Regions from separate parts of the Homo sapiens genome. Here all the other regions are linked to region 2. The links are chromatin contacts, found by Hi-C or POLR2A ChIA-PET in ENCODE. All regions are on one chromosome and are shown on one strand. The core of a region is the stretch at or near the end of the contact, and the rest is flanking DNA. Distances in the headings are between cores, read along the strand shown.

Region 1 (4,313 bases), core at 1,384-3,883, 1.2 Mb after region 2:
GTATTATTTTACATCTGGTTTCTTTCAAGCACCATTATGTTAATGATACTCATCTATACTGTTGAGTAGTGCATTGTGTGGGTGGATATTTACATTTATCCATTCTACTATGAATGAGAATTTGGGTTGCTTCCAGAATTTGTCAACTATGAAATAGTGCCGCTATGAATACACACATTGTAGTACATGTGTTTTGGTGGGGATATGTGTTTCTGTTGAATGTGTATCTGGGAGAATTTCATTGTCGTAAGCCTTATGTTAACAGTGTTCCAATATATACTCCCAGGATATGAAAGTGCAATTGCTGGCTGGGCATGGTGGCTTGTGCCTGTAATCCCAGCACTTTGGGAAGCCGAGGTGGGCGGATCACCTGAGCTCAGGAGTTGGAGACCAGCCTGACCAACATGGTGAAATCCCATCTCTACTAAAAAATACAAAAATTAGCTGGGCGCAGTGGTAGGTGCCTGCAATCCCAGCTACTTGGGAGGCTGAGGCAGGAGAATTGTTTGAACCCAGGAGGCGGAGGTTGCAGTGAGCCAAGATCGCGCCAAAGCACCCCAGTCTAGGCGACAGAGCAAGACTCTGTCTCAAAAAAAAAAGCAATGCAACTGCTTCACATCTTTGTTAATTACCTATATAATAAGTGCAATAAGCACACAATAAATATCTGTTGAAAGGACTAATTTGAACACAGATGGCATTTAAAACTATGGGCTTGGATAAGACATCTTGGAAGAAATGTGATTAGGTAAGAGGGCTGATGAACAAAGCCTTGGGCAACTCCCACATTTGCAGAACTGGCAGGAGCATAAAGGAGGAAAATGGGAGAGCTTGGAGTTCTGCAAAACATGAGAAAAATGTGTTTCGAAGGGGCAGTCAACTGCTTTGAATGCTTCCAAGAGACCATAAGATAAGGCAGTGGTTTGGGAAAAGAGGATTCAGGAGTTCTGATCTTGGTCATTTCAAGCCTGAGTAGCTTATGCATTAATCACTCAAATGGACACCTCAAACGTGCAGCTGGATATAGGAGTGTAAAATCTGAGTCTAAGACAAGTATTTGTGAGTGTAAATATATTTCTGAAGGAGAGTATAGATGGGTAAGAGATTGGGTCCCAGTTTTGGGGCATTTCCATGTAGAAGTTGAAAAGAAGTAGATACCTACAGAGCAAAACTATGAGAGTGATGAGACAGAAGAGAAATCTGGAAAGTGTCTTGTCACTGAGGTAATGCCAACATCAACTGTGTTAAATGTTGCTGAGAATAGAAAAATGATCACTGAATTGACCAATTACCAATGAATAAATAATTACTCCAGTAAATAAATATACTTCCATATGATCATTTTGAATGGTTGCACAAAACTCTGTTGCGTGGCTCTACCAAAACCTGCTCAATCAGTTCCATTGTTGAATTTGTAGATTCTTCTCAAACCTTTAGAATCATAAATGATGTCACCTTGAGAATGTTCTAAGAGTATTGTGTCAAATACTCTAAGGGCATTTGGGTCAAAAAAATATGCACATTAGAAAGGTTTTAGGCCGGGCGCGGTGGCTCATGCCTGTAATCCCAGCACTTTGGGAGGCTGAGGTGGGCAGATCACATGAGGTCAAGAGTGGGAGACCAGCCTGGCCAACATGGTGAAATCCCATCCCTACTAAAAATACAAAACTTAGCCGGACGTGGTGGTGAGTCACTGTAATCCCAGCTACCTGGGAGGCTGAGGCAGGGAGAATTGCCTGAACCCGGGAGGCGGAGGTTGCAGTGAGCCAAGACTGCACCACTGCACTCCAGCCTGGGTGACAGAGTGAGACAGCCTCAAAAAAAAAAAAAAAAAAAAAAAGGTTTTGGACCTGGTGTGGTGGCTCATGCCTGTAATCCTATAATCCCAGCACTCTGGGAGGCCGAGGCGGGCGGATCACGAAGTCAGGAGATCGAGACCATCCTGGCTAACACGGTGAAACCCTGTCTCTAGTAAAAATACAAAACATTAGCTGGGCGTAGTGGCAGGCGCCTGTAGTCCCAGCTGCTCGGGAGGCTGAGGCAGGAGAGTGGCGTGAACCTGGGAGGTGGAGCTTGCAGTGAGCCGAAACTGCGCCACTGCACTCCAGCCTGGGTGACAGAGCGAGACTCTGTCTCAAAAAAAGAAAAACAAAACAAAACAAAACAAAGTACGGTGGTGGGTTGGTTTGAAGAATCTAAGAGGGCTATTTCTGGCATTTCCACTATTCCACCATGATTTCCTTGAGAGACTTGCTCTGTCGCCCAGGCCGGAGTGCAGTGGCGCGATCTTGGCTCACCGCAAGAGCTCTGCCTCCTGGGTTTCACCCCATTCTACTGCCTCAGCCTTCCGAGTAGCTGGGACTACAGGCACCCGCCACCATGCCCGGCTAATTTTTTGTATTTTTAGTAGAGACGGGGTTTCACCGTGTTAGCCAGGATGGTCTCGATCTCCTGACCTCGTGATCCGCCCGCCTAGGCTTCCCAAAGTGCTGGGATTACAGGCCTGAGCCACCGCGCCCGGCCTATTCCACCATGATCTCTACCCCTCCTCCCGAATGTTAGTGGTGTAACTATGACAACAAGCACGCGCTGCTCAAGGCTCAATTTTCCAGCCGTTACCGACCTCCACCGCGTCACTGTACGCTGCCCAGAAACTCTGAGGCGGATCCCCCAACCCAGTGTCAGACTGATCGCCTTTGGCCCGAGGGCGAGGAGCCACAGGACAGTATGGCCAAAGCGGCGGCCTCCTCGTCGCTGGAGGACTTGGACCTGAGCGGAGAGGAGGTCCAGCGGCTCACCTCCGCCTTCCAGGACCCGGAGTTCCGGCGAATGTTCTCCCAGTACGCCGAGGAGCTCACCGACCCGGAGAACCGGCGGCGCTACGAGGCGGAGATCACCGCGCTAGAGCGTGAGCGCGGGGTGGAAGTGCGGTTCGTGCACCCGGAGCCCGGCCATGTGCTGCGCACCAGCCTGGACGGGGCGCGGCGCTGCTTTGTGAATGTCTGCAGCAACGCGTTGGTGGGCGCGCCCAGCAGCCGGCCCGGCTCCGGTGGCGACCGGGGCGCAGCTCCTGGCAGCCACTGGTCCCTGCCCTACAGCCTGGCGCCCGGCCGCGAGTACGCGGGGCGCAGCAGCAGCCGCTACATGGTCTACGACGTGGTCTTCCATCCAGACGCGCTTGCGCTGGCCCGGCGGCACGAGGGCTTCCGCCAGATGCTGGACGCCACGGCCCTGGAGGCCGTCGAGAAGCAGTTCGGCGTGAAGCTGGACCGCAGGAATGCCAAGACCCTGAAGGCCAAGTATAAGGGGACCCCAGAGGCTGCGGTGCTGCGCACGCCCCTGCCCGGGGTCATCCCCGCAAGGCCTGACGGGGAGCCGAAGGGTCCTCTCCCGGACTTCCCCTACCCTTACCAGTACCCGGCAGCCCCCGGGCCCCGGGCGCCCTCCCCTCCGGAAGCGGCCTTGCAGCCCGCCCCCACCGAGCCTCGCTACAGCGTGGTGCAGCGCCACCACGTGGACCTCCAGGATTACCGCTGCTCCAGGGACTCAGCCCCGAGCCCCGTGCCCCATGAGCTGGTGATCACCATCGAACTGCCGCTGTTGCGCTCGGCCGAGCAGGCGGCGCTGGAGGTAACGAGAAAGCTGCTGTGCCTCGACTCGAGGAAACCTGACTACCGGCTGCGGCTCTCGCTCCCGTACCCAGTGGACGATGGCCGCGGCAAGGCACAATTCAACAAGGCCCGGCGGCAGCTGGTGGTTACGCTGCCAGTGGTGCTGCCGGCCGCGCGCCGGGAGCCCGCTGTCGCCGTCGCCGCCGCCGCGCCGGAAGAGTCCGCGGACCGGTCCGGAACTGACGGCCAGGCCTGCGCTTCCGCTCGCGAGGGGGAGGCGGGACCCGCGAGGAGTCGCGCGGAGGACGGAGGCCACGATACCTGCGTGGCTGGGGCTGCGGGCTCCGGGGTCACCACCCTGGGCGACCCGGAGGTGGCGCCTCCGCCGGCCGCAGCTGGAGAGGAGCGTGTCCCCAAGCCGGGGGAGCAGGACTTGAGCAGGCACGCGGGGTCACCGCCGGGCAGCGTGGAGGAGCCATCTCCTGGAGGAGAAAACTCACCTGGTGGCGGAGGCTCCCCTTGTTTGTCCTCCCGGAGCCTGGCGTGGGGTTCTTCTGCGGGAAGAGAGAGTGCGCGCGGAGATAGCAGTGTGGAAACACGCGAGGAGTCGGAGGGCACGGGCGGCCAGCGCTCAGCCTGCGCCATGGGTGGTCCCGGGACCAAGAGCGGGGAGCCTTTGTGTCCTCCGTTACTGTGTAATCA
Region 2 (4,096 bases), core at 266-2,765:
ATCATTAAGATCCATAAATGGCATTCAGGTTTTAGTGGATGACTTTGGGAAGTCTCACTAAAGTATATATAGGAAGATTCTGGTGTGAGTATTGGGAACAAGTGGCCATTTCTTCCATACAGGTAATGTTGAAGAGGGGACTGTGTCCTTTCTGCATAAAGAAGCAGTCCCCCTGATCTATTCAGGATGGAAGGCACTTTCCAAATTGCCTCTAGAGCAGCATGATATTCTGTGTGGTCCCAGTTTTTATAAAGCAAAAAGTGGCTCAGATAAACTACATAGATGAGCAAGAAATAGGAAAAATTGGTCCTCAGTAGAAATCACAGAGGCAGACTAGTTTCACATCAAAACAGTGATCCAATCTGCTCACTACAGACAAAGGTACCAGGTGAACACAAAGAAGCTGCCCTTTGGTTAATGTTTGAGCCTTATGTCAGAAATTCTCTCACATCACAGACTCTTTGTGATTGAAAGCAAACTTTCAATCATCTTAAATGTAGGGTTTTTATGTAATGTTATAAAATAAACTCTAATGCAGGTCAATAAGTAACTCATGTAGTTTCTCAGGAAGAGGATATCATTAGTAAGACTTACATCACTAATATAACCATAACCACTCCCTCTAAGAATTAAATTTATCCTTTCAGCAAAGGCTCAATGAATTGCAAAAAAAAAAAAAAAAAGTAATCTAATGATATCTTCTCGAATGAAAGACTTGTTGAAAATTCACCTGGGTTATGCAGCTGTCACTAACAAGCTAAAACATTGCTTTCATTCTATACCGTTTGTTGTCATGGGAGCTAATAGGTTGGGGGCGGGGGTGGGTGGGACTTTTCTCCATTTATTTGCAAAGCATAAAATTGATAACAAGCTCTGTGTTGTGATTTTTAGATCAGACACGCGGGGGCAGCAGTGAGCTGATGAGCAGCACAAACAATGGTGACACCTTGGAGCCAGAAAGTTTGAATCTAGAGATTGAGATGCCGGCTAGCTCTGTTTTAAAATTATTTACACCAAAAAGATACACATTTTTAAAACCTTTAAAATTAAATACTAGAGGAATTCCTTCTAGCAGATGTTTCCTGCTCCTCATTAGTGCTTAATTTTCTAATTTCCCTGATGTTTTTGCTTTTTCTATTGACATTTTTTTTTCAATCCGTTGAGGAATTTGATCATTTTAAAGCTGAGAAACTTCCTCCTGACCAGCCGAGTTGAAACCCGGGGAGCACAGGCGGGATATTCCCACCCCACAGGCTCAGAAAACGAGCTCTGTGCGGTGCAGAGAGTAAAAGGACTGCCTTTGTGGGGAGCCCACTTTGGCCTGGAGCTGACAACATCTTGAGAGCAAATCGGTTCCAAGGGCTCCTTTTTATAAAATGGGGAAACACAGCGGCACTCCTTCTTCCTTCCCAAAGACGGATGTGTTTCATCCCTGCCTATCTGGAGCTGCTGTTCTAGTATGGCACAGGCAGATCGCCCATCTCTGAAGAGCAAGATGGGCGTGTACCCGGTTTCACTTTCACTGCAGACAGGAGAGTCTGTACACAAAGGTACCACAGCCGATCCATCTTTTTTTTTTTTTTTTTTTTTTTTTTTTTTGAGACGGATACTCGCTATGTCGCCCAGGCTGGAGTGCAGTGGCGCGGCCGATCCATCTTTAAACCCCCAGCTGAGGCGGCTTGTTTACTGAGGACAGCCTGGTCCACCTGAAGAGGCCGTTGGAGAATGACACCCCAAAGGCAGAAAGGGAGGGATTCCCCACATGGCCCCAGAACAGCCTCACAAGGGCGGCCAGGACAGCCCCTCTTGCTGCGCCTGACAAGAGCCCCTTTGTCAGGCTGTCAGGCCGGGTTTTATTTTTAGACTCAGCCAGGGCTGCCTCCTGCCCGGAGCTTTCCCCTCGCACAGCTGTTGCCTCTGCTTTCCAAAGCCCTAGCCTACCGGTGCTGTGCTTCCCTTGGCCTTGGTGTGGCTTGACAAGTTGGAAGAATGATGGTGGCTTTAAAGAGAAGGGTTGGGGAGGGGTGAGCTCCCAGGCAGGCTCCTGGGCCCTTCCTGCTCAGCCCCGGGTCAGCTTGCTTCCCCCCATCCCAGCATGCACTTCCAGCCCAGGCATTTTAAAACCAAACAATCCAGCTCCCCCAGGATGGGCAGCCTCATTGCACTGGGTGGTTGGTTACCCCTCTGTCTGGGTGTGGGACACTACCTGGCAGTGACCTGTTGAGTAGCCAGTGAGAAAGCTCAGAGCCAGGAGTCAAACTGCACAGCCACTCCTGAACCTCAGGCCCTCCCTGATCAAAAGAGTTCCTTGTATGTATTGTATTCTAGATAGCTTATTTCTTCCACTACAAAAGAAATGTGCATTTATTGTAGCATTTCCATCCAGCTCGACTCTCTAGACAAGTCTAGGCATAATTTTACATTTCCGATGCCATATTGGATTTGTAACTTTGACCCTCCATATGCGTATTTAAAATCCACACTGAGACAGGGACTATCTCTGGGGACTAGGATCAGGGAAATAAGGCTTTTTATTTATACAGTTTTGCTTTTTATTTTCCACACTTTTGTATTGTTTAATCTTTTCCCAAGAAATGAATTTATTGTATTTATTTCTTTAATTGTGCAACTTTTATTTTTTTAAAGATGGGGGTCTCACTCTGTTGCCCAGGCTGAAGTGCAGTGGTGCAGTCATAGCTCTTTGTCACTTAGAATTCCTGGGCTCAACTGATCCTTCCACCTTGGCCTCCCCAGTAGCTGGGACTACAGGTGCAAGCCACCATGCCAGGATGGAAATGAATTATTTTGTAATGTAAAAAATAAAGGAAAGAGGACAGCTCTAACTAAAGTCAGGACTATTGCTATGTTGGACATGCCTCAGCCAGGACTCAGCACAGCAAGTGGGTTTTTTCTGTTCTTAAAAATATACTTAAGTTGGGCCAGGCGCGGTGGCTCACACCTGTAATCCCAGCACTTTGGGAGGCCAAGGCAGGTGGATCATGAAGTCAGGAGATCCAGACCATCCTGAGTAACACGGTGAAACTAAAATACAAAAAATTAGCCGGGCATGGTGGCACACACCTGTAGTCCCTGCTACTGAGGAGGCTGAGACAGGAGAATTGCATGAACCCAGGAGGCAGAGGTTGCAGTGAGCTGAGCTCGTGCCACTGCACTCCAGCCTGGGCAACAAAGCGAGACTCCGTCTCCAAAATACTAAAATAAAAATAATATATATATATTTTTATTTTTTTATATGTATATATATATAAGTTCTTGCTCCCACAGCTGTGGTCCCTTTAGCTAAAAGAGTTTGAAATGGCTATAGTGTCCTTGGAGACCTATTTTTGAGGAGGAGGCTGAGAGCTTCCTTCCTCTGCCCAGCCCCCCTTCTCCCATGACTTTTTTTTCCTCTCTTTTTCAGAAATCTGATGCTGTCAGGCCCAAGCATTGGCCAGGAAAGGACTCAGTACAGACAGGACCACTCAGAGAAACAGTAAGATAAGTCCACGTATTTACAATACTCTGAAAAGCAAATTGTCCAGAGAGGGGAAGAGAACTAGCTGTTCTTTATCTTCATTAGAACTTTTGTCCTTTGATTTGTATTCTCTCTCTCCATTCAGCCTCTGCTATGGTCTGAGTGTTTGTGTCTGCCCAAAATTCATATGCTGAAAGCCTAACCCCAGAGGTGATGGTATTAGAAGGTGATTAGGTCCCTCATGAATGGGGTTAGTGCCCTTATAAAAGAGGCAGGAGAAAGCTCGTTTGCCCCTTCCACCACGTGAGGACACAGAGAGAAGGCTCCATCTATGAGAAAGCAGGCCCTCACCAGGCACATCTGCCGGAACCTTGATCTTGGACTTCCCAATCTCCAAAACTGTGAGAAGTAAATTTCTGGCTCTAGGCAGCACCTGGGTTATGAATGAGGGTGCCACATTCCCTGCCTGGAGGACTACATGTTCAATGCAGGACACAGGTAAGTGATGAGCCTGTGGTGTTGGGCAGGTGGGCAATGAAGTCCAGAGCAGCCAGCCCAGCTCAGCCCAGCCCAGGTCAGAGAAGGTTCTCAGGATGGGGAGATGCCTGCAGCTTAAAGGAC
Region 3 (4,367 bases), core at 808-3,307, 1.0 Mb after region 2:
TGTTCCCCTCCATGGGTCCATGTGTTCTCATCATTCAGCTCCCATTTATAAGTGAGAACATACGGTATTTGGTTTTCTGTTCCCATGCAAATTTCAAGCATACAATACATTACTATGAACTATAATCAGCATGTTGTACATTAAGTCTCCATAACTTACTCTACTTACAACCGAAAGTTTGTGCATTTTGACCAGTATCTTCCCATTTCCCCTACATCCCAAGTCCTGGAAACCACATTTCTGCTGTCTGTTTCTATGAGAAACTTCTAGATTCCACGTATAAGTGAGATCATGCAGTATTTGTCTTTTTATGTCTGGCTTATTTCACTTAGCATAATGTCCTCCAGGTTCATCCATGTTGTTAAATCCATGCCAGTTGCAAACAGCAAGATTTATTTCTTTTTTGAAAGCTGAATAATATTCCACTGTATGTATGTATGTGTGTGTGTGTGTGTGTGTACATATATATTTGCACTCATTATCCGTTCATCCATTGATGAAAAGTAGATTATCCCTATATCTTGGCTATTGTGAATAATGCTGCAATGAACATGAACATATATCTTCAGGATAGTGATGTTGTTGCTAGATCACATGGTAATTCTATTCTTAATTTTGTGAGGAGCCTTTATACTGTTTTGCACAATGGCTCTACTAATTTACATTCCCATCAACAGCATACAAAAGTTCCCTGTTCTCCACCTTCTCCCCAATGCTTTCATATTTTGGGCCATTCTGTATGGTTTACTGTACCGTATGACAGTAATGCTGTGCAGTATGTGCTATAGCCATTTTTGCATCTACTGGTACCAGTTCTGAAATAGCAGCGGCGCCCTTTCTGTTTAGAGTCGCCTTCTGGTGGTAGGAATTCTGGTTGCTACCATGTGTAGCCTGCAAGCCTCTAGCAGCTCTTTTGCAGCGACGCCGAGCGCCGGGCGCGGTGGCGCGTGCCTGTAGTCCCAGCTACTCGGGAGGCTGAGGCTGGAGGATCCCTTGAGTTCAGGAGTTCTGGGCTGTAGTGCGCTATGCCGATCGGGTGTCCGCACTGAGTTCGGCATCAATATGGTGACCTCCCGGGAGCGGGGGACCACCAGGTTGCCTAAGGAGGGGTGAACCGGCCCAGGTCGGAAACGGAGCAGGTCAAAACTCCCGTGCTGATCAGTAGTGGGATTGCGCCTGTGAATAGCCACTGCACTCCAGCCTGGGCAACATAGTGAGACCCTGCCTCTTTTGAGTTCTCACCTTATAAAGTAGCCTTTCTTCCCATGCATCTATCCTAAGACAAAAGAAATGCAGAATTTACATTCTTACAGGACTATTTTCCTCACTACACTGTGAATCCCCCCTCCCACCCCACCCCCATTGGGAATCTTCTTGTTTTTATTTTTATCTTATTTCACCATTATCTAGCTAAACACTTGCACATTCATGCTGCCAAGTGTTTATGGAGCACCGATTGTACACCAGGTACTGCGGTGAGTCTCAGGGGTACCAAGACCGAGGTTCGATGAGAATCCTGTAATCAATTGCAGAATGCTCCTTCCGAGAGCAGGACCCATCAAAATAGGAACTCCGTTTTGAGAGTTCGCCTCGATCGTTGAGGATAATCTTAGAAGGACCGAAGCAGTTCCGTTTCGTTACATTTCAAAATCTTATGTCAAAGTAAGCGCGCAGAAAGGGGTCCTTGCTCTTCTACACTGAGCCCTACGGCCCCCCTGTGGGGAAATACTCCTGATAATCATCTCGAAAATTGTTTCGACCAGCAGGGGTCACTATGAAGGCTGACTTGAGCCCAAGACACAATGGGGCACGGTAACCAGACTGGTCCGTAAGGGTTCCAGGAAGGAATGCAGTTTCAAGAGAACAGTTTGAATCTTTATTCGAATTTGAATTTTGGTACAATGAAGAGAGTCAGCTGCAACTTGACAATCGAAATCTTCAGAAAAGCGACACAAATACGTTCGCCTCGAGGAATATTGGGTCTTCTGCGCGGCCGTAGAGCTCCGCCAAGTGCGCCTGCGCGGAGGAGAAGTGGCGTCGAGTCCGGCCGGGCAGTAGAGGAACTTGCGGTAGTGACCCTCGGGCCTCGCCATGAAGAGCCGCTTTAGCACCATTGACCTCCGCGCCGTACTCGCGGAGCTGAATGCTAGGTACAGTACCCTAAGTGACGAGGCTCGTGTGGGGAGTGCAGGAGGCAGAGGCCGGAGTCCCATGGCGCAAACAGACCAGCTTGATATGTTTCCTTATTTCCTAGTGCGTCTATGGACCTGCCTAGGCCTGAGTGGGCAGGCGTGTGGTGTCTTTCCCGTGACCCTTAGGATACCCCTGGGGGTCCCAGGCACCTCGTGCCCCATCCCCCGCGTCCTCCCAGCTCTCTGGCTTGCCCCGCTAGCGCGAAGCTCTTGCATTGTTGGCCTGGGTTGTCCGGGTTGGGCAGGAAACGTTTGTTAAAACACGAGACGCCAGAGTGGTCGTTTGCTTCAGAGGTTTCCAGACTGGGGGCTTGGTTTCTTGAACACCTCCCTCCCCTCACCCCAGAGAGAGAGAGAGCATCGCGGTTTTAGCTGGATTGAGCAGATTTGGACTGAGATCTGGATTCTAGTCTGGATTCTATTATTCAGCCCTGTGAGCTTTGTCATATTTTCGGGGCCCTCTTTTATCTTTTTTTTTTCTCCCTTGTAATAAATTAATTGGATTATATTTTACTGTATTTCTCCCCCAAAATTGGGTCATTTGGAAGACGCAAGCTATAGTGTGTTGTTCCTAGAGCTGATAGACCACTTCTGTTTTTAAATCGTTACTCTTAAGTTTTGAACTGAATCTCCAAATGGCTTTCAGACTCTGCTCCTCGGCTGACTCCATATCCTTAGAGACTGAGATCCGCTCTTTCGAAGCTTTTATTAAATTATGTGTAGTTTTATGTTTCAGACAATAGTGTAACATGTTACATGTTTCCTTTATCTTTGCAGCTTGCTAGGAATGAGAGTAAACAATGTTTATGATGTGGATAATAAGACATACCTTATTCGTCTTCAAAAGTAAGAACATTTTATAGGCTTATTTTCTCTTTGACAATTAAGTATGAGATTACTGATTTTTTTTAACCTACATTTTAAGCCTGTTTAGCAATTAGCTTTGGCATATACCCTAAAGAAAAATTCGACTTTTTTCTTCTACAGACCGGACTTTAAAGCTACACTTTTACTTGAATCTGGCATACGAATTCATACAACAGAATTTGAGTGGCCTAAGAATATGATGCCGTCTAGTTTTGCCATGAAGGTAAACTTGTTACGCTTGAAGCTAAATTTTAAGAGATTGCTCACTAACAATTAAGTTTTTAATTGGGGTTTCCTTCACTGTTACGAATAAAGTGCAGATAAAATGAAGGTAAAGGGAGTGGTTGACAGATAATGGGTTGAATAAAGTGAATATTTATTAATTGATTTCTCCCCATTACCTTTCACATCCTGTTCTGCTCCAGATCTTCTGTTTCCACAGTCACTATTAGAGTTCAAGCTTTTATCACATTCAGCCTTACAGTTCCTTAACTGTAATTCACTTCTCTGCATCAAAACAATTCTAAATTAGACCAACGTTAATTTTTTTGTTTTTGTTTGTTTGTTTTTTTGTTCGTTTTTGAGAAGGAGTCTCGCTCTGTCACCCAGGCTGGAGTGCAGTGGCACAGTCTTGGCTCACTGCAACCTCTGCCTCCCAGGTTCAAGTGATTCTCTTGCCTCAGCCTCCTCAGTAGCTGGGATTACAGGCGTGTGCCACCAGACCCGGCTAATTTCTCTATTTTTAGTAGAGATGGGGTTTCACCATGTTGGCCAGTCTGATCTCAAATGCGTGACCTCAGGTGATCCGCCAGCCTCAGCCTCCTGAAGTGCTGGGATTACAGGCATGAGCCACCGCGCCTGGCCCAACATTAATTTTTTTAAAGTATAATTTTCATTAGTTACCTCACCTTTTATGGTTTCCTGATTTCTAAATCCATATTCTATAGCCTAACATTCTTGGCTTTCTGTGTTCTTTCTCCTCCCTGCCCCACCTTTTTTTCCTAGTCTTATCTTCCAGAGCTCACTTTTGTGAGTCGTATTCCTCTGTACCCAGTCAGTATTTTTTTTTTTTTGGAATACTCACTGACATTAATATGTTACTAAGTCTTTTTATTTTTCTGTTTTGTTTTTACTATTAAAACAGATTTTTACATGGGTGGGCATGCTACCCATTCTTTTATTGATGTAACATATAGATTGAAAATTCATGTGGTACACGAGACTTTCGAGTCACATATACTTAACTTTGAATTAATAGCTTTGTCAGAAAGTAATTTTATAACCTGGAAAAGTTACTTAACCTCTTGG

Evidence for each region. Hi-C counts contacts between places; a loop is a spot of excess contacts on that map. ChIA-PET counts read pairs that join two places held with the same protein, here RNA polymerase II (POLR2A). Pooled maps may share reads with other maps.
Region 1: a loop to region 2 is called in a pooled map, with 2.8 times the contacts of the local background. The contact joins the promoter of DNAAF2 here to the enhancer-like site in region 2. A Hi-C loop is called at or near these places in 1 of 50 pooled maps. POLR2A ChIA-PET finds 5 or more read pairs at or near these places in 2 of 52 experiments (H1 and Panc1).
Region 3: a pooled map shows a loop between it and region 2 (2.3-fold over the local background). The contact joins the promoter of NEMF here to the enhancer-like site in region 2. A Hi-C loop is called at or near these places in 2 of 50 pooled maps. POLR2A ChIA-PET finds 5 or more read pairs at or near these places in 2 of 52 experiments (OCI-LY7 and activated CD4-positive, alpha-beta T cell).

What each region holds. Positions count from the first base shown.
Region 1 is chr14:49,633,564-49,637,876 of GRCh38, reverse strand. It overlaps DNAAF2 (dynein axonemal assembly factor 2), which reads left to right and starts at 2,633. Exons shown (of 3, transcript NM_018139.3): 1 at 2,633-4,313. The coding sequence starts at 2,728. RefSeq lists silencers at 3,012-3,061, 3,292-3,531, 3,802-4,071 and enhancers at 2,989-3,749, 3,562-3,801.
Region 2 is chr14:50,857,495-50,861,590 of GRCh38, reverse strand. No RefSeq gene overlaps it. Among named protein-coding and RNA genes, the nearest start is that of ABHD12B, 13 kb to the left of the region's middle. Within about 2 kb of position 1,515, at least 25 of the 41 ENCODE cell types and tissues checked have a DNase peak (open chromatin) inside an H3K27ac peak, as active enhancers do; they include OCI-LY7, where a contact is called at or near this core.
Region 3 is chr14:49,850,478-49,854,844 of GRCh38, reverse strand. It overlaps NEMF (nuclear export mediator factor), which reads left to right and starts at 2,057. Exons shown (of 33, transcript NM_004713.6): 1 at 2,057-2,150; 2 at 2,970-3,038; 3 at 3,180-3,282. The coding sequence starts at 2,092. It also overlaps RN7SL3. RefSeq lists a silencer at 948-1,007 and an enhancer at 1,811-2,050.